Regions from separate parts of the Homo sapiens genome. Here regions 1 and 2 are each linked to region 3. Evidence: read pairs that join two places in POLR2A ChIA-PET (ENCODE). Cell type or tissue: B cell. All regions are shown on one strand. Links, peaks and the distances in the headings refer to the core of each region. The heading gives the core; the rest is flanking DNA.

Region 1 (10,378 bases), core at 1,007-9,006, 320 kb before region 3:
GACTTATTGCTGATACTTACTAGGCTCCCTTTCTAATGAGAGCCAGAATTTGACAACACCCACTACACCTGGCTTTTTCTTTCTGGTTATTTATGTTTAATATAATAGCAAGGCACGCTAGTGTTCCATTGCCTGTAGTGATAGTTTTGTTTAAAATGAACTTATTTGGGTTAAAATTAATAATAATATCAGTGGGCTGTAGCTAAGACACAGCTTGTGTGGCTGGTACGTGGTTTTGAATCCCGGCTCTGCCACCTCCTGGCTGTGTGACCTCGGGCAGATCCTTTTCTGTCTCTGTGCTTCAGTTTCTTCACCTGTAAAATGAGGATGACACAGTAATATCTCATGCAGTTGCTATAAAGTTCAAGTGAGATCATATAGTCAGAGCCTGAGAACAGCATCTGACACATAAGAAAGTACCACAGAAGTGTTCATCAGAAGTTCTCCTTACACAAACAGCTAATATTTGGGGAGTGTAGAGCTGCTGCTGGTAAAGTGCACCATTTCTGACTTAGGGCAGTAGACAGTAAATGGTAGCTGGCACTGTTGTTTTGATTATTTGATGATGATGTTAATAATGGGCATAATAATAGATCTGGAGGTGGCATTTGTTTTGGAGATTAATTTCTCTTTATTAAAATATGTTTTTATTGTCTGTGTTCATGGGGTAAAATGGCAGTGTTGCCACATTGATGTATTGCATTGTGGTGAAGTCAGGACCTTCATTGCATCCATCACTGGAGTAATGCGCACTGGACCCACCAAACACCCTCCCATCATCCACCCCCTCCAAGTCCACCACCCCTCCCAGTCTCATTGTCCATCATCCCACACTCTGCTGCCATGTGCACATGTTATTTAGCTCCTGCTTATGAGAATATGCAGTAAGTGTCTGAGTTATTTCACTTAAGATAATCGTCCCCATGTTGCTGCAAAATACATGATTTCCTTCTTTTTTAGTGCTGAATACTATGCCATCGTGTGTATACATGTCATCTTCTTTATCTAGTCCTCTGTTGGTGGACACTTAGGCCGATTCCATGTCTTTGCTATTGTGAATAGTCCCGCAGTAAGCATGCGAGTGCAGCTATCTTATGATATAATGGTTTCTTTTGGAGATGAGTTTCTTAGGACAGAAACTTTTGGGCAACTTGATAGCATCCAGCAGGATTCTAGTGTTCAAATTCACCTGTTGCCTTCGTTGGACTTTCCTAGGCCAAGCCCAGCATTCGGTGCTTCATTAAACCCACCGAGACACTCGAGCGGTCCCTTGAGATGAACAAGCACAAGGGCAAGAGGCGGGTGCAAAAGAGACCCAACTACAAAAACGTTGGGGAAGAAGAAGATGAGGAGAAAGGGCCCACCGAGGATGCCCAAGAAGACGCCGAGAAGGCTAAAGGTACAGAGGGTGGTTCAAAAGGCATCAAGACGAGTGGGGAGAGTGAAGGTGAGTGTCCCCATGAACGCCGCCCTGTGCCTGCGCCGCCAGCCAGCCCGCCAGCGAGGCTGCCACCTGTGCCCTCTCCACCCAGACTTCTGCTCCCCACAGTGTCCAGCCAGTGATTCGATTCCTACCTCACACTGGCGTACCTCATTCTATACAGCCCTGCCACTCGGAGGCTGCTGTAGGTGTATGTCATATGCAGGTCCAGGGCAAGTCCCGCCCTCATGGGATGGGTGACCTGGGGCCAGTTTTCCTCACCTATTAAAGGAGGGTAACAAATAGTACCTACTTTGTAGTGTTCATACAAGAATTAAATGAGCGAATATGTGCAATGTGCTCCAAACAGTGCCTGGCCCATTCTAAATGCTGCAAAGGCTTCGATGCTGCAGAAGTGTTCGTCATTATTATGACAGTAGGAGCAGCATGGAATTATTATTATCTTTATCCTTATTACTGATATAATTATTCCCAATAACCTGGGGTTATGATTTGCATCCTGTGCACTGCGGGAAGAAAGAGGATTTGTGTTTAATGAAATGATATGCTTGTAGGCCGAGTGCAGTGGCTCACACCTTAATCCCAGCACTTTGGGAAGCCAAGGTGGGAGGATCACTTGAGCCCAGGAGCTTGAGACCAGCCTCACCAACATGACGAGATCCTGTCTCTACAAAAAAAAAAAAAAAAAAAGTGTTTAGTATTTTTAAAATACTGAAAAATCAAATATAATTCTCTCAATTCTTACGTTAAGGTTTTTTAAGTCCTGTCTGTTTAGAATGAGGTGCACTCGTGTGTAGTACGTATGTGCTCTGTAAGCAAAATCATTCATTCCTCCTTTTGCCCTTTTTGGGAATTCTGGTCAATTTTTCACCTCCCTCTCGTTGAGATGCTAAAACCTTCTTGAATTGGAGATCATTTACTCTTGGGATTAAGCAGAATGGAACTGCCCTATTGCTTGTGTCATGGGCCAGGCTCACAGCCACACAGCTGGGGTCTCTGCCCGTCGTCCTGGGCACTGGGGCTGGGGGCAGCGGGAAGTGATGGGGAGCTTGATACTTGGTAGAAGTGGAGCTGGGGCTCTTCTCAGGAAGGTCTGGCCACACTTTCTGGAATGAACTTGGCATCTCCTCAGCAGTCTGGTTGCAGTCTCTGTGGGTGTGGGGAACACTTCCTGTGAGCCCTCCTCCTGGGCCTTGGGCTCACAGTGGCTGCTCTGAAACCACCTCTCCACAGCCCTGTCAGCAAGGACTGCGTGAGCTTCCCAGTCCAGGGCATCTGAAGCTGTAACACAGAGCCACTCGTTCAGTGACTGGGAGCTCATTTGCTTTTGGGAGTTGCCTGAGATTCTGCAGCCAAAGAATGCCTCCGCCACCACCTTGCTTGCTCCATCATGACTTTCTTGGCAGTTGTCAGTGAATACCATGATCACATTTCAACAAGCGTAACCAAAATGTCTCTCTGGTGCCACCGAGACCTCTTTTTATGGTTGAGATCTCCAGCCTCCTCTTATTTCTGTTTAAAGTGTGCAATAGGTGTTTTGGTTTAGGAATTCATTTTTGGCCTGGGAAGCCTTTGCCAATAAATATCACTGTGGTGGGGAGGGGAAGGCCAAACCCAAGGTAAGCCATGCTAATTTGCTTATTGGGGTCATTCTGATTATTTTGTTGTTAATGCTGAAGAAAAATGTCTGCCTAATCCCTAGGTTTAGTTGTTCTGTTGCCACACTGGGGGAGAAATGGACATCTTCACCTCATTTTGTGCATTGTGTTCTCATCGATTTTGTTTTGGAAAGATGCTACCTCTTTCATTCCAGTCCTTTTAAGGATGCTCTCTAACCAGGCCTCAGCTGTGACTAACAGTGGTGTGGATCAGACAGGCTTAGCCCCAAAATCACAATCAAATTAGTCAGCCAGCCAGCCCAGTCCTGGCACACAGGGGCTTCAGGCCAGTTCTGCAGGCTGCTGTTTCAGCTTGAACTGCTTGAATTAGAGTAGGGGCTCCTGGAAGCTGTGCCCAGCTGCCCTGGGCAGGGTACAAGGGAACGAATTTCTGCCACGTCCAAAAGCCTGTTTTCCAGGTGGTTACTTAGCCAGATCGTGCCACACAGGACCCAGGAATCTCCCCAGAGGCTTTGCTTGAACAGTTGGTGCTTCAGGGCTCAGTCACACATGGCTCTCAATGACCTGTGCAATTTTGATGCCCTCCTAATTTCTTGAGCACATTAGTCATTTCAAAATATGATGGATCTGTCATTTTGTCACTCAGCTCACCATAAATACATACAACTTTCATAGACCGGTCCTGCCAGGCAACAGCACTTGTATTCTGGAGCTTTCTGAATTATATATTTGCTCTCTTGATTATTTGTAAATGTGAAGGTGCAGTTGGTGGGTGTTCTCTCCTTAGACGGTATCTGTGTTTGGATGAAACTGCACAGCTGTTAATTCCTGTGAGTCGGAAGGGTGTCAGGCACATTTCTTCATTCACATTGCATACCAGAGAACAGTGTAGATGCTGGGCAGTGCCTAGAAGATGCGAGATCTGACTCGCAGTCATGTCTCAGCATCTAGGTTTATTGTGTGTCTTGGATGGCCTCTTGAAGCTCTGGACCTCATTGTTCCTGTCTGGAAATTTCTGAATATAGAAAATATAATTCACATGATGACTTTTTTTTTTTTTAAGTGAAGATACGTTGATATTTGCGATTGCAAGATTTAGAAATCCAACTCAGACTGGCTTAAGCAAAGAGGGTGTTTATTGTTCATGTTCCTGGGAAGCTTGGACAGGGCTGGGCCCAGGTGCGCTCACATCGTCCCAGCTTGGCCAGCAAGTGGAGAGGGGGCTTCTCCTTCCCAGTGGCTGCCACTGAAGTCCTGGGGCCAATGCTTGTGGGTACTGTGGGCCTGACTTGGGTCCTCTTCCCACCCCCAGAGATATTCTGGACCGATTGGCCTGGCCCGCATGACAAATCTATGCTACAGTGGCTCCCTCAGTAAAAAATGAGATGCGTTTATCAGAAGCAAGGGGCAGGGATGCTGGGCCAGCAGAAATAGCAGATTTCCCCCTAGAAAGTCACACTGTATTTCTGGGTACTCCCCTTCTCTCTCAAGGCCATCTTCTGCCATCCTATTTTGAGATAGACATGCGGCTCTTTTCTCTTCCACATTATTTCTTCTCTAGAAGCTCCTTTCATTGTCCCTAGATCCACGGACTTATCGACAGATGGACATGGTGACTCTTAAGGAAAGAGATGCTGACACTCTGCCTCTGCATACCCTGCCAATCCCATTTTAGTAGTGAAATTTTGACTTTAAAAGACGGGGAAAATACAGGAGTAAAAAAGGCATGTGGTCACGAGGCACAGTTTTGCCATGACCCAATTTGGATATGGCATTAGTGTGTATTGTTTTGTTGTTGTTGTTGTTATTTTTTATAAATGCAGCACCCAGAATTCACACCTCCTCCAGATTTAAGCTCAGACAAGGAAGTTGTGTGAAATGAATGTGCACCCCTAACCCATCCACTCCCTTCCCCAGTCTACAGAGGAATTTGCTCTGCCTCAGGTCCCAAGTAATGGGTGACTCATTCTGCAACCAAGAAATCACAGGGCCCCTAAATTTGCAGAAATTAAATACTAAAAAAAGAAGGATATCATCGTCCCTGTAGGCAAAGAAGCATTCACTCTGCCCAGGAAGGCAGACTTCCTAGGGTACGTGCTTGTTTTTTAGCTTGCCCTTGAGTCTGAAAGGACAGTTATCTCTTTTGGAATTTACTTAGAGCAGTAACTTAATAAGCATATCCTAGGGACTGAATCCTTCAAACTCCTCATGTAAAAATAGGGCTGGACTACTGTTTTTTTGCCTATGGAAAAAGTAATTGCCCGGACTCACCTTCAAAGCCTACTCATTTGTTGAAATTCCAGCAAGGGCATGAAGTAAAGATGATAGGCCTTTGAACCTGCCAGGTTAGCTGGGTTTGAGAGGGTACCTGGGAGTTTAGAGACCCATCTTGCCTTTTTCTTTTTCTTTTGGAAGTCTCTACTGAAATGGGATGAAACCTGGCCTCATTTCCAGCTCCTCTTTCAAAATTAGAGCCAGCCCCAGGCCTGGCAGTGTCTTGGTTGGGGCAAGCCAGGGACTGACTATCGGAGAGTTGAGATCTGAATCCCAGCTCTGCCCCTGAACAGCTGTGTGGCTCTGGGCAAGTAATTGCCCTCTCTGCACTTCTCCACCTATAGAGGGGACTTCCTAATGCCTGGGCCTCAGATTGTCATAAGTGAGAACATCAACACTGTAGCGTTCAGCATGTGACACAGGAGCTTTCTACGAACCCTGGCCAAGGTGGAGGGCAGAGTGAGGCGCTCGAACAGCAATTTGAGTGTGGTTGCATGACCTCCACTTGGGCACCAAGCACGTTTCTGTGGGACCCGTTTCTCTGTTAATTTCTACAGCTAGTAAGTGAGCTTAGTGAGTGTGCAGGTGAGTATGTGTGTGAGAGTGAGTGTGTTTGTATGTATGTGTGTGTGTAATGGTGGGAAGAGAGGGAGAAGAAGGATCAGCAGGCCCAGGCGCTGCAGTAGAGAGATGTTGTGGGGCTGTCAGGTTTTCAGATGGGCTTAACTGGGATAAGGAGGAGAATTAGAGGTGAATTAGGACAAAGCCTCTGAAGAGCAACTTCCCGAAAACAGTTCTCAACTCAATCTCCTGCTGGGCAGTAGAAGATAATAAAAAAACAAAGGAAGGGCTGCCCCCAGTACTTAGAGCACTTAGCGCACACACTCTCGGTCGTTGTCAGGGGCTGTTTGCTTCTTGAAATTCTGCTAAAAAGCCAGCCAATTACATGCAGGCTGTCCCTTATATCCTAGGTAACCAGCCAGGCATCTTTCCCCTTAGCCTTCCTTTGAAGGTCTTATTCCCCTCTTGCCATCTTTTTTCAGTCTGTCCTTGCTGTGATCGCTGGAATATGGAACACAGAGGGCAACTGAGAAAATCCTTGAATTTGTGAAGTCAAAGACTATTGGGAGGCCATGCCTGCCATTTCCCTGAAAAGCACTTCATTTACCAAATACTAATCAGATTCGAATGGACATCAGCCCGGGCGAGTTGTTAAATTATTGCTGTAATTTGAAAAATGAGTGTGTCAGAGTATCAGGGAAGCTCAAGAATCTGGCCAGAGCTGTCATTTAGAGAGGCAGAAGTGGACGTCCTTGGGTGCTGAGGGCCCTCAGGACTCTCCTGGCCCACACCAGTGCCTCCCCACATAGGCACTAGTTGGACAACAAGTGGAAAGATGTGGCCTTCCCTGCTCCCTTTTTTTTTCCTTTTTTTAAACTTATGGTAAAATACGTATAACAAAATTTACCATCTGAATCATTTCTAAGTGCACATTTCAGTAGTGTTAAGTACATTCGGCTGGGTGCGGTGGTTCACGCCTGTAATCCCAGCACTTTGGGAGGCCGAGGTGGGCAGATCACAAGGTCAGGAGATCGAGACCCTCCTGGCCAACACAGTGACACCCCGTCTCTACTAAAAAAAAAAAAAAAAAAAAAAACTAGCCAGGCGTGGTGGCGGGCACCTGTAGTCCCAGCTACTCGGGAGGCTGAGGCAGGAGAATGGCGTGAACCCGGGAGGCGGAGCTTGCAGTGAGCCGAGATCGCGCCACTGCACTCCAGCCTGGGCAGCAGAGCGAGACTCTGTCTCAAAAAAAATAAAAAAGTACATTCACGTTGTATAACCATCACCACCATCTGTCTTCAGAATGCTTTTCATTTTTCATCTTGTAAAACCAAAACTGTGCCCATTTAATAACTCCCCACCCCACCCTTTGATGTTCTGTCTTTATGGGTTTGACTGCTCTAGGTCGTTTATTCAAATGGAATCATACAGTATTGTCTTTTGTGCCTGGCTTGCATCACTTAGCATAAAGTCTTCAAGGTTCATTCATGTTGTAGCATGTGCTGGGGATTTCCTTCTCTTTCTTTTTTTTAGGCTGAATAATAATTCCGTTATATGGCTGGACTACATTTCTTTATCCACTCCTCTGTTGATGGACACTTGGATTGCTTCCACTTTTGGCTATTGGGAATAATGCCGCTATAAACATGGGTATACAAATCCATTCCTGCCTTTGAGGCTTTTGTAGAATTGATAGAGGCTGCAGAGGGTCTGGGTGGTACTGGCCAAAGCAAAATGAGTTGGAGATTTGAGTTCCTGCTCCCAGCTTTGCAGCCTCATGAGCTGTGGGATGGTAATCACATTACTCAGCTCCTAGAGGCGGGAAACTTCAGTTGTGTGATGGCGCCGTACCACCTACAAGGCTAGGCGCTGGAGTGTTGGACATGACGGGCCATGCTGCCTGGCATGGGAACTGATACTGTGCAGGCACTCATTTCCACAACTTAAGGGGGCAGTGCAAAGAAAAGAGCCCACAGTAGCCTGGGGCAGAGACTAATGCCTTGGTACTTCAGTTTCCCCTGCCTTAACATGCAGAGTTGAGGGTACATAAGTATTTCTACCACTGCAGAATATAGAGATGGTTTTAGATGGTACAGGGAGAGCCTTAAAGAATATGGTGGCCAGGCGCAGTGGCTCACACCTGTAATCCCAGCACTTCGGGAGGCCAACACAAGAGGATCACCTGAGCCCAGAAGTTCAAGACCAGCCAGGCAACATAGGGAGACCCCTGTCTGTACAAAAAATAAAAAACTAGCCAGTCACAGCGGTGTGTGCCTGTAGTCCCAGCTACTCTGGAGGCTGAGGTGGAAGGATCCCTTGAGCCCAGGAGGTTGAAGCTACAGTGAACTGTGATCGTGCCACACACTCCAGCCGGGGTGACAGAGTGAGACCTTGTTTCTTAAAAAAAAAGAAGATGGTGCAAGAGCTCTAATTCTAAATGATTATCTCCATGGCAGGGGATAGGGTGGGTGGGGGAGCCTGCATATTTGCTGTGACAGGTATTTAGTACTTGAATACCTCTTTCATAAACATGAATCTCCCTTTCATCTCCCTTTCTCAATGCACACAACAGGCCCTAGCACCTTTTTGTTTATTCATCATGTATATTTTTGTAGTTGCTTTCTATTTATACTGGTTTTATGCTTATGGTAATTTTCCCAAACTTTTTATTTGAAAATAATTTCAAATTTACAAAAGGTGCAAAGCCAAAAATAGTATAAAGAACACCTGTTTACCCTTTACCCAGTTTACCCCTGTAACATTTCATACCATTTACTTTCCTATTGTATTTTCTCTGTCTGCACACCCGCCCCACACACCCCACGCACATTCATCGTGCCCCTTTCCTCCTGAAGCATCATGAGCATTTGCTAAGATTAAGGTGTTCTCATTCATGAGCACAGCACAGCTGTCAAATTCATAGTATTCTCCTGCTGTGTTCTTGTTGTATTGGCCTAATAATGTCTTTCTAGCATATTCTCTCCTCCAGTGCAAGGTCCAATCCAGAGGCGGGTGGTGCCTTCCGTTGTCACGCCTCCAGCCTCCTTTACTCCGGAACATTTCCACGATCTCTTTCTCTTTTGCGACATTGACTTTTTTTTGAGGAATACAGAACCTCCTCCTTTTTTTGTTCTAATAAAACGTCCTTCATTTTGTCTTTGTGTGATGTGTCCTTGTGATTAGACTGAGATTATGCGTTCTTGGCTGGAACACGGCATGGGTGATGTCATGCACTTCTCAGGGTGTCACATCTGGAGGCACATGATGTCCTTCTGTCCCTCTTGGGTGATGTTCGTTTTGGTCACATGACTAAGGTGTTGCCCAGTTTCTGTATTGTGTAATGACCTTCCTTTTCTTCCCAACTAATAAGCAGTCCACAGGGAGACACTTTGGGATCATACAGATATTCAGCCCCTTGTTAAAATTCCCCCTTAGATTTGACATTTGTTGATGATTCTTGCCTGGTTCAGTCACTATCGTAATGGGCAGGAAAAGATGATTTTCCACGTTCAACATTCTCTCTGTGTTTAAAAGTCAGCCCTTGGCATTCTGTTGTAAGCAAGACCTTTCCCTTCTTCTCATTTATTTATTTATCTCTTATTGGTGTGGACTCATGGATTCCAATTTTCTAATGGTTTATAGTGCATTACTGTATTTAATTATTTTGGTGCTTAAATTGTCCCAGAGTTGGCCTGCAGGAACCCTTTCAAGCTGGCTGTCATGTGCTTGCCTGGTGATTTTTTGAGCAGTCACTTACACTTTCTGGCATAACATGGTGTTCTGTGTTCATCTAGTACCTCCTCTGCCTGTCCTTGGAATTAACCATTTCTCTGGCTCCTGTCCATGGGCAGGGGTATTAGAGGCCAAGATTTGGGCACTGGATGTGCTCATCGCTACTGAGGTATCTTTGCAGTTTGGCCCTTTCAGTGGAGAAAGCTAGGAAATCTATGTATGTACATATACAAAGTGTACATTTATATGTGCCTACATATACATACATATAAGCATGCGTACACACACGTATTTTAGAAATCATATGTTCATACCAGTACCCCCAATTCCAGTGAATTTACAGGTTTTTTTTTTCTTGTCCTCTCCCATCTTAGATTTGTATGTTTCTTCTTGTACACTGAGAGCCCTGACTCCTAACAACGTCTACTCACTGATTTGCCCAATCTTATAATGCACCTAAAAGCTTCAGAATTGCTTCACTTAGAGTTGTTTATTGCTTAAAAAACAGTTCAGGATGTTTTTGCAATTTTCCCTCCCCCATGCCCACCCCAATACTTTACTTATCCCCATATAGAGGATATATAGCTGAGCACATTAATTCCTCACTTAACATCAAGGATAGGTTCTTAGAAACTGTGACCTTAAGGGAAATTATGTATAAAGAAACCAATTTTACCATAGGTGAGTTGATATCAACAGGAGTTAAGTTCATGTGGCATACTTCTGGTCACGAAAACATATCTAACTTCTA
Region 2 (10,378 bases), core at 1,620-9,619, 380 kb before region 3:
AGTATGGATGGAGAGGGAAAGTTTAAGATAGTTAAAAGAATTATTTATTTATTATTATTATTTTTTAAATACACAAGGCATCTGGAAACCCTCTTCTTTTTTTTTTTGAGATAAGAGTCTTGCTCTGTTGCCCAGGCTGGAGTGCAGTGGCACGATCTTGGCTCACTGCAAGCTCCGCCTCCCGGGTTCACGCCATTCTCCTGCCTCAGCCTCCAGAGTAGCTGGGACTACAGGCGCCCGCCACCACGCCCAGCTAATTTTTTGTATTTTTAGTAGAGACGGGGTTTCACCGTGTTAGCCAGGATGGTCTCGATCTCCTGACCTTGTGATCTGCCCTCCTTGACCTCCCAAAGTGCTGGGATTACAGGCATGAGCCACTGCACCCGGCCTAGACTTTACTTTTTTAGAACAGTTTGAGATTTACAGAAAGGTTGAGAAGATAGCACAGAGAGCTGGAAACTGTTTTTAGCTTCATTATTCTTTGTAACACTCCCAGCTTGCAAACTGGAAAGGAATTTTCCTGTTAGGGTTTTACTTTTGCTAAATGGTAGAAAACTTCATACCTGTGGTCTCTGTCTGCTGAACTGAGTTAGTGATTTAGCTCAGGCAGATTGAAGTAGTCAAGAGGTTATTTGCTACACACCATGGGTGGTTTATTGTCCAGATTAGTGGCAAGGCTGTGACATTGACTGACAAATGTCCACCACCAAGCGGAAGCCTGAGTGATGGAATCGTTTGATTGCTACTGAAACATCATCTTTACCAGGGACTGCAAGTCTGCGGCTGGTAGAAATTGGTCGTTTTTGTATTGTGGCCTTCATTCTGGTCCACTTTGTGTGGGGGTCAAGATTTTTGGTTCCAGTGACAGAAACCCAGCTAGAATTGCCTTAAGCCTCAAATGGATTGAATAGCTCATGTCACTGAATGGTCTGTCCCCGCTAAACCATGGCTGAATCCAGGTGTTTGGAGCCGTCAGAAATCGGCCTTTTTCCACCTTTCAGCTCTACCTTTTTCCTGTTGGTGTCATTTTCAGGCAGGCTGCAGGCTTACATCATATCAGCTTAGCATTCCTGAGGAAAAAGAGAGCTTCTTTTCTCAATATTGCCAGCAGAAGTCCAGAATTGAGATTGAGTATCCCTGGACCAGCAAGGTCTCATGCCACCCCTGAACTGTCACTCTGGCCAAAGGTATAGGGGGATCTGATTGGCCATTCCTCACTCATATTCCCTTCCCTGGAGCAAGAGTGGGATTAGCTCCACTCAAGCTAGTGGAAAAGAATGAGAGAAAAGAGTGGTTCCCCATGGGAGAATCAGGGGTTATTGCCCAAAGAAGGCGGAGAATGGATCCATGGCAGGTAGACAGACGCACACCTACTCTTGGTGCTTTCAAGTTTTGGCTAAGGTGGCACTGACAGTGTTAGAGCTTGGGGTACAATATTGCCATGTTGATTTTCTTAAAATATCGTCTTCACCATGCCACATATTATGGGTCCTAGGCTCCCACTATGTCACGTCTAAGTTCTTCCAGGCCTTCCCACCATCTAGTTTGGGAGCACAGGGAGTTAGGAACATCCTTGTTAGGCAGACGCTGTTTAAATGGAGACCAACGGGGTGAGTCGTTGTTACCAGGCAGCGGGGTGTCAGGTGGAAGGAAGGATGTTTCAGGCAGAGGAAAAGGCATTTGAGAAAGCCTAGTGGGGCAAGGGGAGCAGTGCACATTGGCAGAACTCACGTGGTTCAGCAGGGGAGTGTTCACTGGGTGAAGAGGAAGTGAGGACCCAAGCTCAGAGCCATGCTTGGCAGTCTCCAGAGGCCAGGTCCCCTGGGGCCCTGTAAATCACTTTAAGGAATTCAGACTATGAGTGAGAACAGTAGGGAGCCACTGAAGGTTTTTTAACTACAGAAAGGCTGTGGTCTGGCTGAAGCTGGCAGAATGGATTGGATGAGGGGCAGACTGGAGGTGGGCCTCCACATGTGTTGGTGGGGCGGGGAGCAGGGGCTCTGCTGCCGTCCCCTGGTGAGTTACGGTAGCAGCTGCTGTCATCCAGGTGTATCTCCTGTTGGTGGTCCACTCACACACATACCTCGCCTGCCCACTTGAGGTCCCCTGCTCTTTTCCTCCTGCCCATCCAAATCCCTAGCTCTATCCCGAAAATGCCAGTTCTTCCCTAAAAATTGCCCTGGTGACTTCAGCCAACAAGAGTTTTGCTGTCTTCTCTAACTTCTTCTGTGCCTGTTCACACTGTCCCACACAGTTAACACATTATTATATACTTCTCATCGCCAAAGAGTGGGTCGGCTGTTAGCTCCTGTGCGTTCTTAAAGTTTCATCTCGGCCTTGAGTTAGACCCTCAGGAAGCTGGCCGGGGTTCCTGTCCTTTGGCTATCAGACATTGTCTTCCTTTGTTACATATCTTTTTTGTTGTTTTCTCCCAATTTGAACATAAGAATCATGAAAGCCTGTATGGCTTGTTCAGCTGGGTACTGGTATGCCAGCACAGGACGTGGCAGATAGTAAGCAATCAACAAATATTTGTCACAGGATGAACGAGAGGCAGACCTCTGTTTTCAGAAAAGGCCAGTCTTTTCCCAACAACTGCTTGTTCTCCCCAGTTTAGTCACAGCACCTGTGCCACAGCCATGACTTTCTCTAGGGCTAAAGCCCTAAAGAAAGCTAGGGTATAGCCCTGCCTATACCCTACACATCCCCGGCCCAGCCTCACTTGCCGGCCCTGTTTGACATCTTTGGGGGATGATTCACCAGGGGAAGCACAGCCTGTGAACACCTTCTCTAATCCTCTAGCCTGATTCCACCCTCCGTGAAGCTTCTCCTTGTCCTGCTGGCCAGAAGGCTGAACACTGACCAGATGGTGGTTTTCAGGGCACAGAGTGGGACACACTGGGGAACGTCTGCAGGGCCTCTGCCCGAGTGCTGAACAGGCCAGACAGATACAGGCTCTGTGTCTCCCATCCCTCTACCACACCTGAGACATTGTTATTTGGAGCTGTGTGGACATTGGGGGGTAAATTTCTAACCCCCAGACCTCCTATCATTCTGCTTATCCTTTCTCATGCCCCACCTTGCAAATGTACATTTCAAAATCTTGAAGGAGGAGCATCCTAATAAGCTCATTATGGTGCAAGGCATAGCACGTGCAGAAAATGCTGTCACTGAAATGAACTTGGACCTAGTATTCCTGTCTCTGAAATGGACTGAATTGCTAATTTTTGAAGGATATGGGGCATTATTAACTGTAGTGGTTTAACCTGTGAAATTAGTGACTCTTGAGAAAGCAGAGGCTATTGAGGCCAGATTTGTTTACGTCTGTCATCCTTGGTGATGCACCTCGAGTGTGTTGGTTACAGTTTCTCTTCTCCAGGCATTTCAAACTCTGAAGCTCATCTGTCGGTGGAGAGTTAGCTAACAGGCAAAGCTCGGATATTGAGACTGCATCTGCAGAGCTCCTGCTGGGGATATGAGAATACTGGCTCTTTTCCAGACAAATGGGAGTTAGAGCCTTTTATAAGGACTTTCCATAAGATCTGATAGTATTTTCATGCCTTTTTGGTTTATCTATTTGGTGTTTTTTTAATTTATTTTTTGTGTGTTAGGCATTCATAACCTCATGTAAATTCTTGGCCAATAAAATTGTTGCTTACTTCATTGTTTGCATTTCTGTAGTCCTAGAAGGGTTGTAATCATGGGGTCTGGAGTTCAGTCTGCCTGGTTGTAACCTAGGCACCTCCTGTGCTGCACCAGGGCCCTGGGCAGATGCCTCAGCTCCCAGAGCATCATCCCCAAAGGGTCGATTGTTTCTGGGATTAAACGAAGCACTCAGACAGAGACTGGCAGTAATAGGAAGCTTCATCTGTTTTACTGAGGTACATACATAGTTTGAGAAAACACGTTGTCATTCTAACAGTGGTTATCATTGTAAGAGAAACATTTTAATTTGCTGCCGTTAAGTAGCAAGGTAATTATTCTGTCCTTTGAAACTTTTCTGAGATAAAGACACAGCTTTCCATACAAAGATGGTCATAGCAACATTGTTATCACTCACACAATTAGGAATCTTAATGCCCTTCAAAAGAGTTGCTACTGTGCTTGTCCTTTCAGTGTCATACTGTGTAGCCATTACAGATATTTGCAAACAGTTGTCAATAACCAAAAAAAGTGCTTTTGTTTTAGCTGAGGTGGGAAATAAGATTGGCACTGAAATGGATAATGCAACATGACCTCAACTATGTAAATATCCATAGCAAAGAAAAAGACCCGAGGAAATAGATTGCAACTCCAGCAGCAGTCATCTCTAGGCACCACGGTTGCCGTTTCTCTTTCATTGTTGTCAAAGTTTCCTACTTCTCTAAAGTGAATGTTACATTTATAATCAGAAGGTTTTATTAAAATGGGCCGGGTGAGTTGGCTCACACCTGTAATCCCAGCACTTTGGGAAGCCGAGGCAGGCAGATCAGTTGAGGTCTGGAGTTCAAGACCAGCCTGGCCAACATGGCTAAACCCCATCTCTACTAAAAGTACAAAAATTAGCTGGGCATGGTGGCCTGCGCCTATAAACTCAGCTACCTGGGAATCTGAGGTAGGAGAATCGCCTGAACCTAAGAGGCGGAGGCCGCAGTGAGCCAAGATCACGCCACTGCACTCCAGCCTGATGACAGAGCAAGACTCCATCTCAGAAAATGACAACAACAACAAAAAGTTATTAAAATGTTTATATCTCTGAGGTGGTTGAATTACCTAATCTTCCAAAGCCCTGGAATTAGATACACCATTAAAACATTAAATCTTAATCCATTCAGCCTTTCCCCCCATTACATTCAAGCAAATGTATATTGAGCATCTCTTCCTAAAACACTGTGTAAAACGGTGTGCCAGGGCATTGTGGGACAGAAAGACGAGCAAGGTGAAGGTGTAACCCTCATTGAGCTTTGGAGCTTGCAGTCTACTGAGTATTTCTGTATACCAGCAAAAGACATTTAGAAAATGAATATTTGAAACAATATCATTTACAATAGCATAAAAAAATGTCGACTACCTAGCAGCAACTCTAACAATAGATCTGCAAGATTCCTGTCAAGTGAGCATGGAAACAAATGCTGTAAATATCAGAATGTTACACTATTGTAAATATGTCAGTTCTCTCCAAATTTAGCCATAGATGTAGGGCAAGTCTAAGAAAATTTTAGCACGTATTTTTGTGGAAATGAAGAAGGTGATTTTTGAATGTATATGGAGATTAAAAGGGCCAAGAATAGGCAATATTGAAAAACAGAAGGAAAGAAGTTGGAAGACTTAATTACTATATGGCAAGATTTACTGTAAAACTGCAGTAATCAGACAGTATGGTCTTGATACAAGGATAGACAAATAGATCAATGAAACTGGAGTATCCAGAATGAGACCCACATGGGTAGTCACCTGATTAATGACAATGGTGGCGCTGGAGTGCAGTAGAGAAGTGAGGGCCTTTTCTGTAAATGGTGCTGGGTCAAGTAGATTTCCATATAGAAAAACTTAATTTTGGCCAGTACCTCATATCCTACACAGAAATCAGTTCCAGATGTACTCAAAGTCAGAATGCGAAGAGTAAAACAGTAACTTTGTTAGAAGTAAAAAGCATTTCCTTATAACCTTGGGGTAGGTAAGAACCTCTTAAGCTTGATACAAGAAACACCATCCAAGGGAAAGATTAATAAATTGAACTACATTAAAATTAAGAACCTCTACTCATCTAAAGACCCAGTATAAAGGGAACGAAAAGGTAAGCCACCATCAGAGAAAGTATTTGCAATATTTATCTCCAGTAAAGGGTTTGTGGTCAGAGTATATAAAGAAAAGCAAGAAAAAGCCACACAGCCTAATTTTAAAAATGGGCAGGCTAGGCGCGGTGGCTCACGCCTGTAATCCAAACACTTTGGGAGGCTGAGGTACGTGGATCACGAGGTCAGGAGATCGAGACCATCCTGGCTAATACAGTGAAACCCCATGTCTACTAAAAATACAAAACAATTAGCCGAGCGTGCTGGCGGGCGCCTGTAGTCCCAGCTATTCGGAAGGCTGAGGCAGGGAAATGGCGTGAACCCAGGAGGCAGAGCTTGCAGTGAGTGGAGATCGCACCACTGCACTCCAGCCTGGGCGACAGAGCAAGACTCCGTCTCAAAAAAAAAAAAATGGGCAAAAGACTTGCACAGGCACCTCACAAAAGAAGATATTCAAACAGTCCATAAACATATATGAACAGGCACCCGGTTTCACTACTGGAAGAAAGCCCCCACGCAATATCACTGCATACCCAGCAGATGGCGCCACCGACCAGGGCAAAGAACACCAAGTATTGAGAGGCCAAGAAACAAATGGAGTTCTCAGACCTTTCTTCCTGGCCACAGGTCTGTGGGCGAGCTACTGAACGTCGCCAAACCTCACTTGCTGTCTTGTCCTGTGCAGTGGCAACAGTGTGCACATCTTCAGGTTACTGTGAGTCTGTAGGTCACATGAAGCCCTCGCAGAGAACCAGGCACGTGGGGGCTCCTAGAATCTTTTTTTCAGGACTTACCGCCCTGCCCTCTCTGCCTATAAGGGCCTTCTGGTAGTTACTAGGTCTTTTTCCCCCAGAAATTATTTAATAAGGGCAACAATAACAATAGCTAGCACTTGTATCATACATAGTAACTGCCAAGTTAGTTATCTGTTATCTCCCAACACCACCAAAATAGGTAGATACTAAAGTATTCAGGTACCATTGCTGTTTACATTTTACTGGTGAGACAACTGAGGTGCACAGAGGGAAAGTAACCTGCTCAGGATCACCCAGCTAATAAGTGATGGAGGTGTGCTCAGACCCAGGCATTCCAGTGTCTGTGATTAACCCTATGTTCTAATTATACCAGTGTTTGTAATTAACCATATACTCTAGTGCCTCTCAGGAAATACCAGACTTTCTCTACTTCCTGCTCTGGTTTCGCTGAACCTTCCCATCACGACTCCTGCCCTGAAGCCCTCTTTCCCTGTTTGAATCTAGCCTGATCTCTTTTCTACCTTCCTGGAATATTCCTTAGATAATGTAGTAATAATGTGAATAACGGCCCCCACCACAATGACCATAATCTAATCACCATGGCAGCCAAGCCTGCTTCTGTTGAGCCCTTGCTCTGTGCCAGGCGCTGTGCTTGGCTCTTTCTGTGCATGGTCACGTTGCCTCTCTGGAACAACCCAGTGAGGAAGCCTTGACTGTTCCCACCACTGTGTAGAATCTGAGCTGCAGAGAGGTGAAGCGCCTTGTCCAAGGCCACAGTTAGGAGGTGGCAGGGCCAAAGGTCAAGCCCAAGTCTGTCTGCCAGACTCCGAAGCCTGACCTCTTCACCAGAGCTCTGTGCTGTCACTTGCCGTGTCTGGCGTTTGGATCCCTGGCTATGTTCAGTCGTGTATGCTTTGATCTAAGTTATGTTTACAAAGACCATCCCCTGCCCCATTCAGCATTTATTGAACACCTGCTGTGTATCAGACATTTGGAGTGTATTGGGGTCAGCAAGATCAATAAGGTGATGGTGCTGACCTTGAGGAGCTCAGGTCTAGTATGGGAGGCAGATCTTTGCAAATGAGGGTGGGCTGTGCAGTAGCAAATATGTGTGGGTACAGAGGTGCCAGTGAGGAGGGAACAATTAAATCCACCTGGGAGGGGGGCATGGGGAACGCTTTACCAAGAGATGCCCGAGCTGGGTTTTGAAATGTAAAAGTTTGCTGGATGACAAGGACAGCAAGGGCATTCTAAGCAGAAAGCCCCATCAATTGAAGTCATGTGGTCCTAAAGAATTTAAAATTTCTTCTTCTTGTTGGGGATCTTCAGAGCAGACCCACCCACCTAAGCCACCGTCTCCCATTGACCAGGAGTATGATGTGTGATGCTAATAGATGTACACAGAAGAGAGGAGGGAGAATCTGCCCTTCTCCCATATTGCCAACGATGTCTTGTCACTGGCAGGGTGTCAGGCACATGGGGGCCTGCGTGGAGAGTGTCACTGATGGCCACAGCTGGAGTGGTGCGGTGACTGTCAGACTTCAGTGGGATTGGGGCCCTGCACCAAAAGTCCAATTCAATGGGTCTGGGACAACTTACAAAGGTGATTCTGATGCAGGATGCCTGGGAACTGCAGTTTGGAAAACTCTGCCGTTTGAAACTCTTGGGGAAGATGCACTTGAGGCAAGATGAAGATGTAGATTTGGGAGTGGGTCCTCCAATGATTCATCCCAGGGTGGTTCAAGTGCTGTTTGAGTTACCTAATTATAGAGGGAAACTGGGCCCATGCCCCCTCCCGCAGCCTTTTGGTAGATTTGGGTACAAGTGGTTGAGGATTTGTGTTTTTTGAGGGCTCTTCTAATTACTGCATATTAAAAATTACATGCAATTTCTAATAAATTAATTAAATGCTTGATTATACTAGGTCTTTAAAGCATAACAAACAGTATTCGTAAATAAACCCTAGCCCCTTTAAATAGCAGATTGTTCTTTATTGTTTCATCTTCAGGCTGCTTCCTCTTTATGTCTTACCCGTTTTTAGAGATTGTAGATGGGACAATCCTATCTAGACGTTTCCTTCCTTGCTCTCACCAGACCCCCAGCCCTGAAAACTGAAGTTAGCCATAAAAGAAATCAGGAGAGGAGGGCCCTTTTCCTGAGTCACTTCCTCTTGGTGTCTGCTTTTCCTTCTCAAGCCTGAGCTCCCTTGACAGGTGAAGTTACCTGGGGCTGTGGGCCCTGGAGAAGCCATCTTAAAAGCCGTGCCCGGTGGCACTCCCAGGGCATCCAGCTAGGCTTCTGGTCCCCGCGCTGCTCAGGACTGGCCTCGGTGATTCTTTTGGTCTCCCCCACCAGCAAAGAGGCCTTGAGGACTGGAAGGTGTCTACCTGTCTCAGCTCCAGCACCTGGCATTCAGGCCTGTTTGGGTAGATGAAGTACAGCACCATAGCCTCTGCAGCCCTTATTTATTTATTTATTTATTTATTTAGACTCTCGCTCTGTCACCCAGGCTGGAGTGCAATGGTGTGATCTCGGCTCACTGCAACCTCCACCTCCCAGGTTCAAGCAATTCTCCCTGCCTCAGCTTCCAGAGTAGCTGGGATTACAGACTTCGCCACCACACCCAGCTAATGTTTGTATTTTTAGTAGAGACAGGGTTTCGCCATGTTGACCAGGCTGGTCTTGAGCTCCTGACCTCAGGTGATCCACCCACCTTGGCCTCCCAAAGTGCTGGGATTACAGGCATGAGCCACCGCTCCCAGCCAGCCCATTTAACTCAGTGAATTTAACAATCTGTTCTCAGCAAATAAGACCATTGCCCTTGGGCTGCAAACCACCCAGATCATTTGAGCCATAAGTTCTGATGGGCTCACTGCACTTGAGAAGGATTGTGAGCATTCCAAGGGGAATTGCATGTGATTTTTGTCCCAGCAACTGCTGTGGGACCCAGCCTTCCTAAGCTGTGGCTCCATCTCTCTAAACCTCAACATTAGCCTGGCTGCAGGCCCCGTGTTAGGCATCCAGCCTGAGCTGTATGTCCCCACTTGCTCTGAAGGCATCAACATGATGGGAAGCATATGAAACAGGTGGCTACTTGCTCTTCTCTCAGTCCTGCTGAATCTGAATTTCCGAGGGGGCTCCAGGAGCCCCCACTTGATTCAGTTCTCCGGGTGGTTCTCTTGCACACTGCAGTTTGAGAGTAGTTGACTTCAAGGGTTTGACGATTTTCTTGTCTCCGTCTGGGTTGGTGTGTCCTTGGTTTAACCCTTCAAAGCATTGTCTGCTATTTTTCTGGGGTTGTGAGTTACATCTAATCTGAATGGGAAATTGCATTACCCAAACCTGAAAAAGCATTGCTGCATTGTCTCCAAAATATTGCTAATGGTCATGGAACTTGGCTTGCATTTCAGTTGGTAACCTTTAATTTCCTTTTCTCTCATTTCTCTCAGGTATCTGTACCACGTTTTGACCAAAAACACCACAGTCACAGAACAGAACCGGAACCTGCTAGTGGAGACCATCCGTTCCATCACTGAGATCCTGATCTGGGGAGATCAAAATGACAGCTCTGTATTTGAGTAAGGGTTTCTAATGATTGCTGTTCTTTGATTATTCTTCTTTGAATGTTTTTCTAAATGTATACTATGAGTCATTCTGGATGATGTCAGGATTTGACGCTAATTTGATCTTGCCTAGATATCTATCTCTGTCTAGCTGTAAAAAAAAAAAAAAAATGCCCTTGAAGCACTATAGAAATGCAAGCCAAAAATGGGGAAGTTATGGAAATGAGTGTCTCTAGAAAACCTGAAAATGTCATGGGTAATTTTCCTTCAGGTTGTGTCTGATTAT
Region 3 (10,378 bases), core at 1,294-9,293:
CACCCAACTAAGTTTGTTATTATTATTTGTATAGATGAGGTCTTGCTATGTTGTTAAAGCTGGTCTCAACTCCTGGGCTCAAGCAGTACCCCCACTTCGGCCTCCCAGAGTGCTGGGATTACAAACATGGTATGTTGAGCATTTAAAATTTCAAATTATTTTATTTTATTATTATTTTTTGAGCCAGAGTCTCGCTCTGTCACCCACGCTGGAGTGCAATGGCATGATCTCGGCTCACTGCAACCCCCCTGTTGTGGGTTTGAGCAATTTTCGCGCCTCAGCCTCCCAAGTAGCACCCACCACCATGCCCAGCTATTTTTTGTGTTTTTGGTAGAGATAGAGTTTTACCATGTTGGCCAGCCTGGTCTCAGACTCATGACCTCAAGGGATCCACCCGCCTTGGCCTCCCAAAGGGCTGGGATTACAGGTGTGAGCCACTGTGCCCGGCCTATTTTATTTTACTTTATTTTATTTACAGAGACAGAGTCTCACTATGTTGCCCAGGCTGATCTTGAACTCCCGGGCTCAAGCAGTCCTCCCTCCTTGGTCTTCCAAAATGCTGGGATTACACGTGTGAGCCACCATGCCAGGCCCATTGTTATTCTTTTAATGAGCTTTTTTCCTGAGCCCCTACTATGTGCTTGGCTGGACATGAAACCCTTCTCAAGGAAATAAGGTTTGTCTGATGCTAATAATGAACTTCATTTTAGTAATGAGGATTCTGAGGTCCAGAGAGGTTAAGACTTTTATGGAGGAGCACAAGCTGGCCCAGGACCTCCACACTTTAGTGCCCTGTAACTGCTGGGAGCTTCCTGGTTGGATGGGCAGGGGAGAGCTGGCGATTTGGCATGTTGGGACAGGGGGAAGAGCAGGCAGAAGGGTGTTCCAGGCCGAGGGCACACTCCAGTGAAATCCAGGAGTGTAGACTTTGATGCCGGGTAAGGCTGGGGCAGCAAGGGGCCCGGAAAGTGCCACTGGCTGCAGTCAAAGTGGCCTGAGCAAGGTGTTCTCTGTGTTTCTGAGGCTGACCTCTGTGAACTCAGAGAGAGAAAGAGAGAGAAGGGATATTGGTGTGCGCTTGTGTGCATGTGTGCACAACCATGCGGTCTGGCAGGCTTGTGGGACAGTGCCCATGTACAAGCAGCTCTCTTGTGTGTGCAGGGCTGCTTGGAGGCCATGGTCCTGGGCTCTTGGGTGTGTGTGAGTGTGTGTGTTTCCACTGGTGGAAAATGGGTGTATCTCTTGGCAGGAGCTGGGAATGTGAGTGGGTCTGAGGTCCAGGGAGAGCAAGCCTACGGTTGCAAGTGGGCAGACTACGTGAGAGGGGTCTGGGAGCCTTTGTGTCTGTGTGCATGCGTATGTGTGCCTGCGCCTCAGAGTGTATGCATGAGTGGATGAGTGTATGCACACCTGTGTATGCAGTCATGCACACACATGCATGTGTGTGTATGTGCGTGTATATATGCTTATGTGTATGGGAGTGAATGTGCCGCCATGTGTCTGCTTGTGTCTGCAATAGCCTGAGTGTGCATGCGTGTGAGTTTTGCTTTCACATTCAGTGCTAGTCAGAGGCTCCAATTCCTGTAAACCTCATGGTCTCATCTTCCAGCAGACATCCCACAGCAGTGGCAGTGGGCACCACAGCCTAGGCTTGATCTGACTTATGGCTTCCCCTTTTCAAGCCTCTGGTTGCAGGGTGTAGAGGGGATGTAGGTGAAGGCAGGACACCCGGCCCCCAGCTGGCCGCAGGCCCCACCATCCCTGGCATCTGCGGCATGAAGCCACCCATGGGAGTCTGAGGGAAGTCACATTACTGGGACTGGCCAGGGTAGAGCTGCCCTGGGAAATGTGGGTTCACTTTCATTCTACTGAAGGTGAAAATCAGATCACGCCTCTCCTCTGTCTCTCTGAAAACCCTCCAAAGAGTCCCTGTTGCATTTCAAGCGAAACATGAGTCTCTACCCAGTATCTCAGATGTCACCAGGGCCCTGCTGGCCAGAAAGACTTGGGAAGGAACCACCCATGGTGTATCCACTGTGTCACTCTTGGCTTCGAGTCCCTTCCTGTAAAAGCTGAGTAGGAAGTCCTTGCAGGGGGCAGGGATGATTGCGTGCTTGTGGCCGTTCCTCTGTCCAGTGGGTAGACACTGGGAGGCTCTGGAGACTTGGCCATGAAGGAGACAGCCCTCCCGGTGGGCCAGAGCCTTTTCCCTTTCCATATAGCCATATGCGATAGTAAAGAGCGGTTGCTTCTCCAGGCTTTAAAAAATTTTTTATTTTATATTTTATTTTTTGAGACAGGGTCTTGCTGTGTTGCCCAGGTGGAGTGCAGTGGTGCAATCACCACTTACTGCAGCTTCAACCTCTCAGGCTCAAGTGATCCTCCCACCTCAGCCTCCAGAGTAGCTGGGACCACAGGTGTGCACCACCACACCTGGCTAATTTTTTAATTTTTTCTAGAAACAGGGTTTCCCTGTGTTGCCCAGGCTGGTCTCGAATTCCTGAGCTCAAGTAATCCTCCCACCTCAGCCTCCCAAAGTGCTGGGATTACAGGCGTGGGCCCCCGTGCCCAGTCCCTCATGCCATTTCTGTGCCACTAGGAAGTAACACTGGCTAACCAGGTTGACATTTCTCTTGTTCCCAGAGTGAAACGAATGAGTGCTTCTTCTTTAATCCTGCAACTACCCCACATGGTCAGCACTTATATTTTCACTCTTACTTGGCAGATGAAGAAATTGAGTCCTGTTAAGGAACGTGCTTAGGATCACATGCTAGGAGGTGGTCGTGCTGGAATTCAAATCCAGGCAGGTGCTAGCTTGAGAGCCACTGCTCTATAAAGCCCTTCTCAGGCCTCCACTCAGGCCAAGGGAGGAGGAAGGGCCCTCAGGCAGGAGCAGCGTGAGCAAAGGTCTGGAGCTGGGACTGAGCATGGCATGTCAGGAGAGAGAGACAAGAGCTCTGTGGCCATGGGGAGCAGCGTGAGGTCAAAATGGAGAGGCAAGAGGAGGGAGGGGTGTGGAGGTCCCTGAATGCCAGCATGAACGCTCCGGGCCTTCTGTGGGGTGGGCGGCACGGGAGAAAGGGAGTCTAGCCAGCTCCGGCTGGGTGCCCTGGCTCAAACCATCCTTGCCTCAGGCAAGGACACCTGCATGGACCCAGTCGCTCAAGTCCCAAACCAAGTCCATCCTTGAGTTCTGTCTTTGTCTCCCCTCATCGGGCCGTGGGGAGTAGAGTGAAACCGCAGCTGCAGCCTCCTGGCTAGTCTCTCCACTCCTCTGCCCCCACAGCCCAGTCTCCACGCGGCGGCCAGGGGCGTCTACTGAAAACGAAAATCAGGTCATGTCTCTCTCTTTCTCTTTCTCTCTCTCTTTTTTTTTTTTTGAGATGGAATCTCCCTCTGTTGCGCAGGCTGGAGTGCAACCACCTCCCGGGCTCAAGTGATTCTCCTGCCCCAGCCTCTCAAGTAGATGGGTTTATAGGCCACCCACTACCACGCCCGGCTAATTTTTGTATTTTTGGTAGAGACGGGGTTTTGACATGTTGGCCAGGCTGGTTTCCTGACCTCAAGTGATCCTCCCACTTTGGCATCCTAAAGTGCTGAGATTACAGATGTGAGCCACTGTGCCCAGCCTCCTCTCTCTGTCTCTCCCCACCCCTCCCCTCAAAAATGCGCATTCCTGGTACATTTAAAGCAAAATCCAAATTCCTTTAAGTGGCCTGTGAGTCTCTACCTGATCTTGCCTCACCGACCTCTTGACTGCATCACTGACTGCTCCCCCATCACTGCGCACCCATACTGGCCTTTCTGTTCCTCATACACACAGGGTCGCTCCCGCTGCAGGGCCTTAGCATTCGCCATTCCCTCTGGTGGGAGTGGCCCTTCCCCAGCCCACCAGCCCCTTCTGTCATTCAGGTCTCAGCTGAGGGAGCCTGTGCAGATAAGCCCCTCTCCCCACCCCTCCTGGTTTATTTTCTTCATCTGCATGTGCTTAGCACCCGAAATTGTCTCTTGCTCTCTCCCCATCCTTCACCAGATTATAAACTCCATAAAAGCAGGGTCTTTTGTTGGTTTTGTTCACCGCTGCATCCCAGGCATTCAGTGAGCACTTGTTGAGTGAAGAAATCAGACTCAGTCTTCCCCTCTGTAAAATGGGACCACATCAAACCTCCTGGCAGGGTAGTGGTGTGGCTCAGAGGTAACGTTTGTACACAGTTGGACTTCTTCCCTACTGGCCCAAGGACTTACCTGGCCACCCCTCCTGGAACCCAGCCTCCTCCAGCTCCCCCAAGCCCTCTGCCTTGGGAGCGGACACCTTAGCAGAAGGGCCGTCCTCCAGACCCTTTGCAGCCAGGCCTCTCTGCTCACAGATCCCTGAGGACATCCGGAGGTTGGTGCCCAGAGCCTAGCCCCAGGCTCATGCAAATTCTGTCTTCCAGTTCAGCAGCTGTGGCCTCCTTCACTCGGCCTTTTAAAAGAAATTCTTGGGCTGACTCACACTTCCTTTGTCTCCAGCTGGGTTCACTCAAGTGTCGCTGTTTTGCAAGGCTGAGGTTTGAGTCCCTCAGAAGCAATCTCTGATGCAGGGGCGCTGTGTGCTTCATTGAACTTCGAATGAAGGTCAGGCCCCCCAGAAAACCTCATACCAGGACAGTTGGGAAACTACCCCTCACTGGTGGTCAGGGCATTCTGGGTTGGAGAAACTGCTTTGGGGCTTTGGCAGGTGTTCATTTTGTCCATCCCCCTGCCTCCCACCTAACCCCATCCCAAACTCACTCAAAAAAATGCCCCTACTGCCCTGGGGGGTGCATTTCAACGTCTCATGTACCCCGCTTTTCCTTCCTTCCCTGTGAAATCAGGCGTTTGGATTCAGCGCACTGCTCAGAAGGTTTGTTTCTTTCTGTGCAAACACGTGGAGTGATGCTCTGTCTCGATTTTCTAGAACACTTCCACTTTCACAGAATTGCGGTTATTTTGAGAAAAAGGGTCTGTTACAGGTACAACAATATACTGGTACTGGTCTGCATTTCTTGTTTCTGTCCCTGGAAGAGTTTTTATGTAAATAAAGTCACACTGCTCCAGGGGAAAGGAATTCCTGAGGAATTCCCTGGAGAGAAAGGGATGAGTGATATTTAACCCATTTTCTCCCGTCTCCAGTAGAAAGAACTGGAGCTTTGGAGGCAGGCTGATTTCAGGGTCAACCTCTTCCTGGCTGTGAGGCATTGAGTAAGTTACTTAACCTCTCAAAGGGCCTGAATTTCTTGGGGGTAGATTTAGGGCACAGTTATCCCTGGATACTATTTTTGAGGGGGGAGTCGAACCTTTTTTATTTACTTATTTTTTTTAGAGACAGGGTCTTGCTCTGTCATCCAAGCTGCAGTGCAGTGGCATGATCACAGCTCACTGCAGCCTCGACTTCCTAGGCTCAAGTGATCCTACCACCTCAGCCTCCCAAGTAGCTGGGACTACAGGCACACAACACCATGCCCAGCTAATTTTTTAATTTTTTGTAGAGACGGGGGTCTCCCTGTTACCCAGCCTGGTCTTGAACTCCTGGGCTCAAGCGATCCTCCCGCTTTGGCCTCCCAAAATGTTGGGATTATAGGCGTGAGCCTGGCCTGGAACCTATTTTTAATAAATGGAAGTGAAATTCACGTAACATAAAATTAACTAATTTGAAATGAACAATTCAGTGGTGCTTAGTACATTTACAGCGTTGTGCAACTACCACCTCTCTTTAGTTGGAAAACATTTTCATCATTCCCAAAGGAAACTCTGTATCCATTAAGCAGTCATTCTCTACTCCCTCTTCTCCTTGGTAGTTAACTTAGGTACTACTGGGCTTTCTTGACTGAAGTCCCTGAAGAAGAAACAAATATTTTCCAGCTGGGCCACCACCTGTGACAAGTTGTCATTTGCACGGGGCTGGGATTCTGTTCTGGGTATGTATGTGCCATTCTATATATATGTGTGTGTGTATATATATATATATATATATATTTTTTTTTTTTTTTTTTTTTAATGCAGAGACTCACTCTGTTGACCGGGCTGGAGTGTAGTGGCATGATCTCAGCTCATTGCTACCTCCGCCTCCCAGGTTCAAGCGATTCTCCCACCTTAGCCTCCTAAGTAGCTGGGACTACATGTGTCCACCACCATGCCTGGCTAAGTTTTGTATTTTTTGGAAGAGACAGGGTTTTGCCATGTTGGCCAGGCTAATCTCGAACTCTTGACCTCAAGTGATCCACCCACCTCAGCCTCCCAAAGTGCTGGGGTTACAGGTGTGAGCCACTGCGCCCAGCCCCCCATTCTCTAAATTTTGACACAGCTGAGAGTCATCTAACCACCACCACAACCAGTACACAAAATAATTTCATCCCTCCAAAAAATTCCCACTTGCTACCCTTTTGTCATCATCCCCTCCCCTGCTCCCAGCCCCTGACAATCACTGGTCTGTTTTCTGTCCCTAGAGTTGTAGCTATGCCCAAATGTCAGATGAATGGAATCCTGTAGATGTGTACTTTTGGGTCTGGCTTCTTTTGCCCAACACCAAGTATTTGAGATTCATCCAAGTTGCTGGTTGTATCGGTAGTCCACACCTTTTCACTGCTGAGTAGTAGTTTATGGTGTGGATGTACCACAGCTTGTTAAATTCCTCTGTTAAATTGGGTTGTCTCCAGTTTGGGGTGATGATGAATAGACTGCCCTCAACATCTATGTATAGGTTTTTGTGTGAATGTAAGTTTTCTTTTCTTTTTGACATAGGGTCTTGCTGTGTTGCCCAGGCTGGAGTGCAGTAGTGTGATCATAGCTCACTGCCCCCTTGACCTCAGGGGTTAAGTGATCCTCCCACCTCGACCTCCCAAAGTTCTAGGACTACAGGCGTGAGATGCCACACTCAGCCTTGAATCTAAGTTTTTATTTCTCTAGGTTAGACACCCAGAAGTGGAAACGCTGGGTTGTATGGTGAGCGGATGTGATTCTGCTCTGTTTGACCTGGGTAAGTTAAATCTCTGTAGACCTCAATCTCCCACTTCTGTAAAATGGGTATAAGAACAGTGCCAACTCCATTGGGTTATTGTGAGGATGAATGAGACACATAAGGCACAGAGTAAGTGCTCAATAAATGTTGCCTTTTGTTTTTGGGTTGGAATTTTTTTTTCTTTTTCTTTTTTTTTTTTTTTTTGAGACGGAGTCTCGCTCTGTCGCCCAGGCTGGAGTACAGTGGCGCAATCTCGGCTCACTGCAAACTCCGCCTCCCAGGTTCACACTATTCTCCTGCCTCAGCCTCCCGAGTAGCTGGGACTCCAGGCGCCCACCACCATGCCCGGCTATTTTTTTTGTATTTTTAGTAGGGACGGGGTTTCACCGTGTTAGCCAGGATGGTCTCGATCTCCTGACTTCGTGATCCGCCCGTCTCGGCCTCCCAAAGTGCTGGGATTACAGGCGTGAGCCACCGTGCCTGGCTGGATTGGATTTTGTTTCATCCATATCTTTGGCCATGTTTTTACCTGCAGCATGGGGGCCATTGGCCAGTGCTGTTGAAAGAGGTGGGGTATGAGGATTTCCTTGAACCCCCTTTTTAGGGCCAGAGGTTGGACTCCTGGGGAATTCATTATCAAGTCTGGCTGTAGACAGAGGTCCTCTCTGTAGAAAAAACATGAGTTAGGATGGTCCAGTCCCTTTATTCCACAGAAGGGGAAAGTGAGGCTCAGAGAGGGACAGTGTCTTGCCCAAGGCCACTCAACCAGGCAGTGGCAGAGAAACAGTTGGCTCCAGAGCTCCTGACTTGCCAGCCCCATGTACCTCCACCTTGATCCAGTAGCCAGTGTTTGTTGAATGACTGAGTGTGAATGAGTGAGAACACATTCCTAACACATTAGGAACACAGGCTCTGGAGCCAGCCTGCCAGGGTTTCATATCAGGTTCTTCCCTGCACAAGCTGTGTGATTTTGAGCACATTCTTTGACTTCTCTGAACCTCAGTTTCTTCATCTGTAAAATGGGTACAATCATTGTATCTGCTGTACAGAGTGATCAGGAGGCTTAAATGAGGTTACGTGTCCAGGCATGGTGGTTCACACCTATAATCCCAGCTCTTTGGGAGGCCGAGAGTTCCAGATCAGCCTGGCCAACATGGTGAAACCCTGTCTCTACTAAAAATACAAAAAAATTAGCTGGGCGTGGTGGCAGATGCCTGTAATCCCAGCTACTTGGGAGGCTGAGGCAGGAGAATTGCTTGAACCCGGAACAAGGAGGTTGCAGTGAGCCAAGATTGCGCCATTGCACTCCAGCCTGGGCGACAAGAGCGATACTCTGTCCGCCCCCCCCCAAAAAAAAAGATAATTTATGCAAAGACTTAAAACAGTGTCAGGCACACAGTAAGTGCTGAATTAAAGCTAACTTTCGCCAGGCGCAGTGGCTCAAACCTGTAATCTCAGCACTTTGGGAGAGTAGGGAAGGAGGATCGCTTGAGCCCCAGAGTTTGAGACGAGTCTGGGCAGCTAGTGATGACCCCATGTTTACAAATAATTTAAAAATTAGCCAGGTGTGGTGGCATGCAGCTGTGGTCCCTGCTACTCAGTAGGCTGAGGCAGGAGGACTACCTGGGCCCAGGAAGTCGAGGCTGCAGTGAGCTATGATCATGCCACTGCACTCCAGCTTGGGCCACAGAGCAAGACTCTATCTTAAGATAATTTTTAATGAAATTAATGACAAGGACATGGTGGGGGGCTGCAAACAGATGTTTCCACAGGGAGTGCACAGTCCTGCCAGTGACGGAGCAGGTCTCCTTCTTGGTTTATTGAAAAGTCGAGGAAAATGTGGATAATTCATGTCCAGGGACCTGTAGCCAACAGAAAAAAGCCCCTGCCTTCCCCGACTCAGAGCTGCTGTAATACAGAAGCCACAAGCCACATGGGGTGACTGAGCACTTGAATGGTGGCTTAATATGAGTTGAGACGAGCTGTCAGTATCAGTTATACAATGGATATCAAAGATGCGGTATGAGCAAAGGTCCTGAGGCAGCTTACCTGGCATGTCTACGAACAGCAAAGCAGTGAGTAGGAGATGAAAGCAGTGATGTGATCTTGTGGTGTCTGTTTCTGTGTCTGTCGCCCCACTTGACTATTGCTTCCTTTGGCAGGGGCTGCATCTGCCGTGTACGTTTCCATAGCCACGGGCTGGCATGGCATCTGGCATATAGTAGGTGCTTACCACATGTTTGTTGAATGAATGAATGGATGTTGGTGGTAACTACATGCAGCTGAGTTAAACTGAGCCCAAGGAGAGAGAGGACCAAATGCCTGCTGTAGTGGACACTGGTGTGTGCCCGGGTCCCCCTTCTACACAGAGGCAGTCACTCCCCAGCTGCTGGGAGAGCTGGTGGCTGATGGTTTGTGCCCAGCTGAGTCCCTCTCTGGGCATGGCCCCCTAGACCCCCTACCCCACGGGTCAGCACACCTCCAAAGACTGGTGAATATGGAGTACAAAAGCCCGGCCCCCTTTTCCCCAGGCAGGACAGCTCTGCTGTGCTACTTGAGCTCCAGAACTTTCCCCAGGGATGACTGAGGCCTTTGTTGCGACTGCATCTGCATCGCAGCTCAACTCCTCTGCCTGGTCCTGCTGACCTCACTCCCACGCAGGTGCTGCCTCCAAGAGCACTCCCCAATAAACCTGCTCACTCGTCCGTGGGCTTCCCTGGGAACCTGACTTGTTACTCTTCTCAAGCCATAACCCTGTCATTCGTCCATTCATTCAGTAAATATGTACTGAACAGCTATGCCCCAGGCATTGTTTTGGGATCCAGCAGCAACCCCAGACAGACCAGGACTGTTTGTGTAGGGATACTGGCCATCGAGTTTTTAGATTTCACCAAGACTGAATCTCATCATCTCCAGCCCCACCATGGCCATGACACTCCTGGGAGGCCTGGCTGCTTCAGCTCCCTAGAGTGGCCCTTAGAAGGTGTGGACAGGTGTGGGGACAGGAAGGGAGCAGACCCAGGAGCCCAGGTCTGTGGAGTCAGGCAGACCCAGGTTCGAATTCAGCTTAGTGCTTTTTTGCATTTCCCTAGTGACTAATGATATTGAGCATCTTTTCATGTGTTCACTGGCTTTTGTATATGGTGTTAGTCCACTTTTGTTGCTATAAAGGAATACCTGAGGCTAAGTAACTCATAAAGAAAAGAGGTTCGGGCGCAGTGGCTCACACGTATAACCCCAGCACTTTGGGAGGCCAAGGTGGGTAGATCACTTGAGGTCAGGAGTTCAAGACCAACCTGGCCAACATGGTAAAACCTCGTCTCTACTAAAAATACAAAAATTAGCTGGGTATGGTGGTGCGTGCCTGTAGTCCCAGCAACTCCGGAGGCTGAGGCAGTC

The links. Peaks named below come from ENCODE experiments on the same cell type or tissue, not always from the same donor. Only the 100,000 strongest peaks of a DNase experiment are listed, where the experiment ranks them.
Region 1: POLR2A ChIA-PET joins it to region 3 with 5 read pairs; 3 of 35 experiments call an interaction of 5 or more read pairs at or near these places.
Region 2: POLR2A ChIA-PET joins it to region 3 with 5 read pairs; 3 of 35 experiments call an interaction of 5 or more read pairs at or near these places.

Annotation. Positions count from the first base shown.
Region 1 is chr16:11,001,859-11,012,236 of GRCh38, forward strand. CLEC16A (C-type lectin domain containing 16A) reads left to right here. Exons shown (of 24, transcript NM_015226.3): 11 at 1,216-1,447. Among named protein-coding and RNA genes, the nearest start is that of CLEC16A, 62 kb to the left of the region's middle. RefSeq lists a silencer at 4,102-4,338 and an enhancer at 5,815-6,519. In B cell, for the core only: no CTCF peak of the experiment used is centred there; no DNase peak of the experiment used is centred there.
Region 2 is chr16:10,947,804-10,958,181 of GRCh38, forward strand. CLEC16A (C-type lectin domain containing 16A) reads left to right here. Exons shown (of 24, transcript NM_015226.3): 2 at 9,979-10,107. Among named protein-coding and RNA genes, the nearest start is that of CLEC16A, 8.4 kb to the left of the region's middle. RefSeq lists enhancers at 1,761-1,910, 6,175-6,244. In B cell, for the core only: CTCF peaks have their summits at 1,671, 6,311 (motif pointing right) and 6,511; DNase peaks (open chromatin) are centred at 1,758, 6,318 and 8,771; H3K4me3 peaks cover 651 bases; H3K27ac peaks cover 1,013 bases.
Region 3 is chr16:11,324,226-11,334,603 of GRCh38, forward strand. The region is part of intron 1 of LOC105371082 (a long non-coding RNA gene); the gene reads left to right. Among named protein-coding and RNA genes, the nearest start is that of RMI2, 16 kb to the right of the region's middle. RefSeq lists enhancers at 1,634-1,683, 3,121-3,180, 3,271-3,340, 3,401-3,460, 4,351-4,400 and 1 more. In B cell, for the core only: no CTCF peak of the experiment used is centred there; DNase peaks (open chromatin) are centred at 3,356, 3,726, 4,486, 4,866 and 1 weaker place; H3K4me3 peaks cover 2,713 bases; H3K27ac peaks cover 3,174 bases.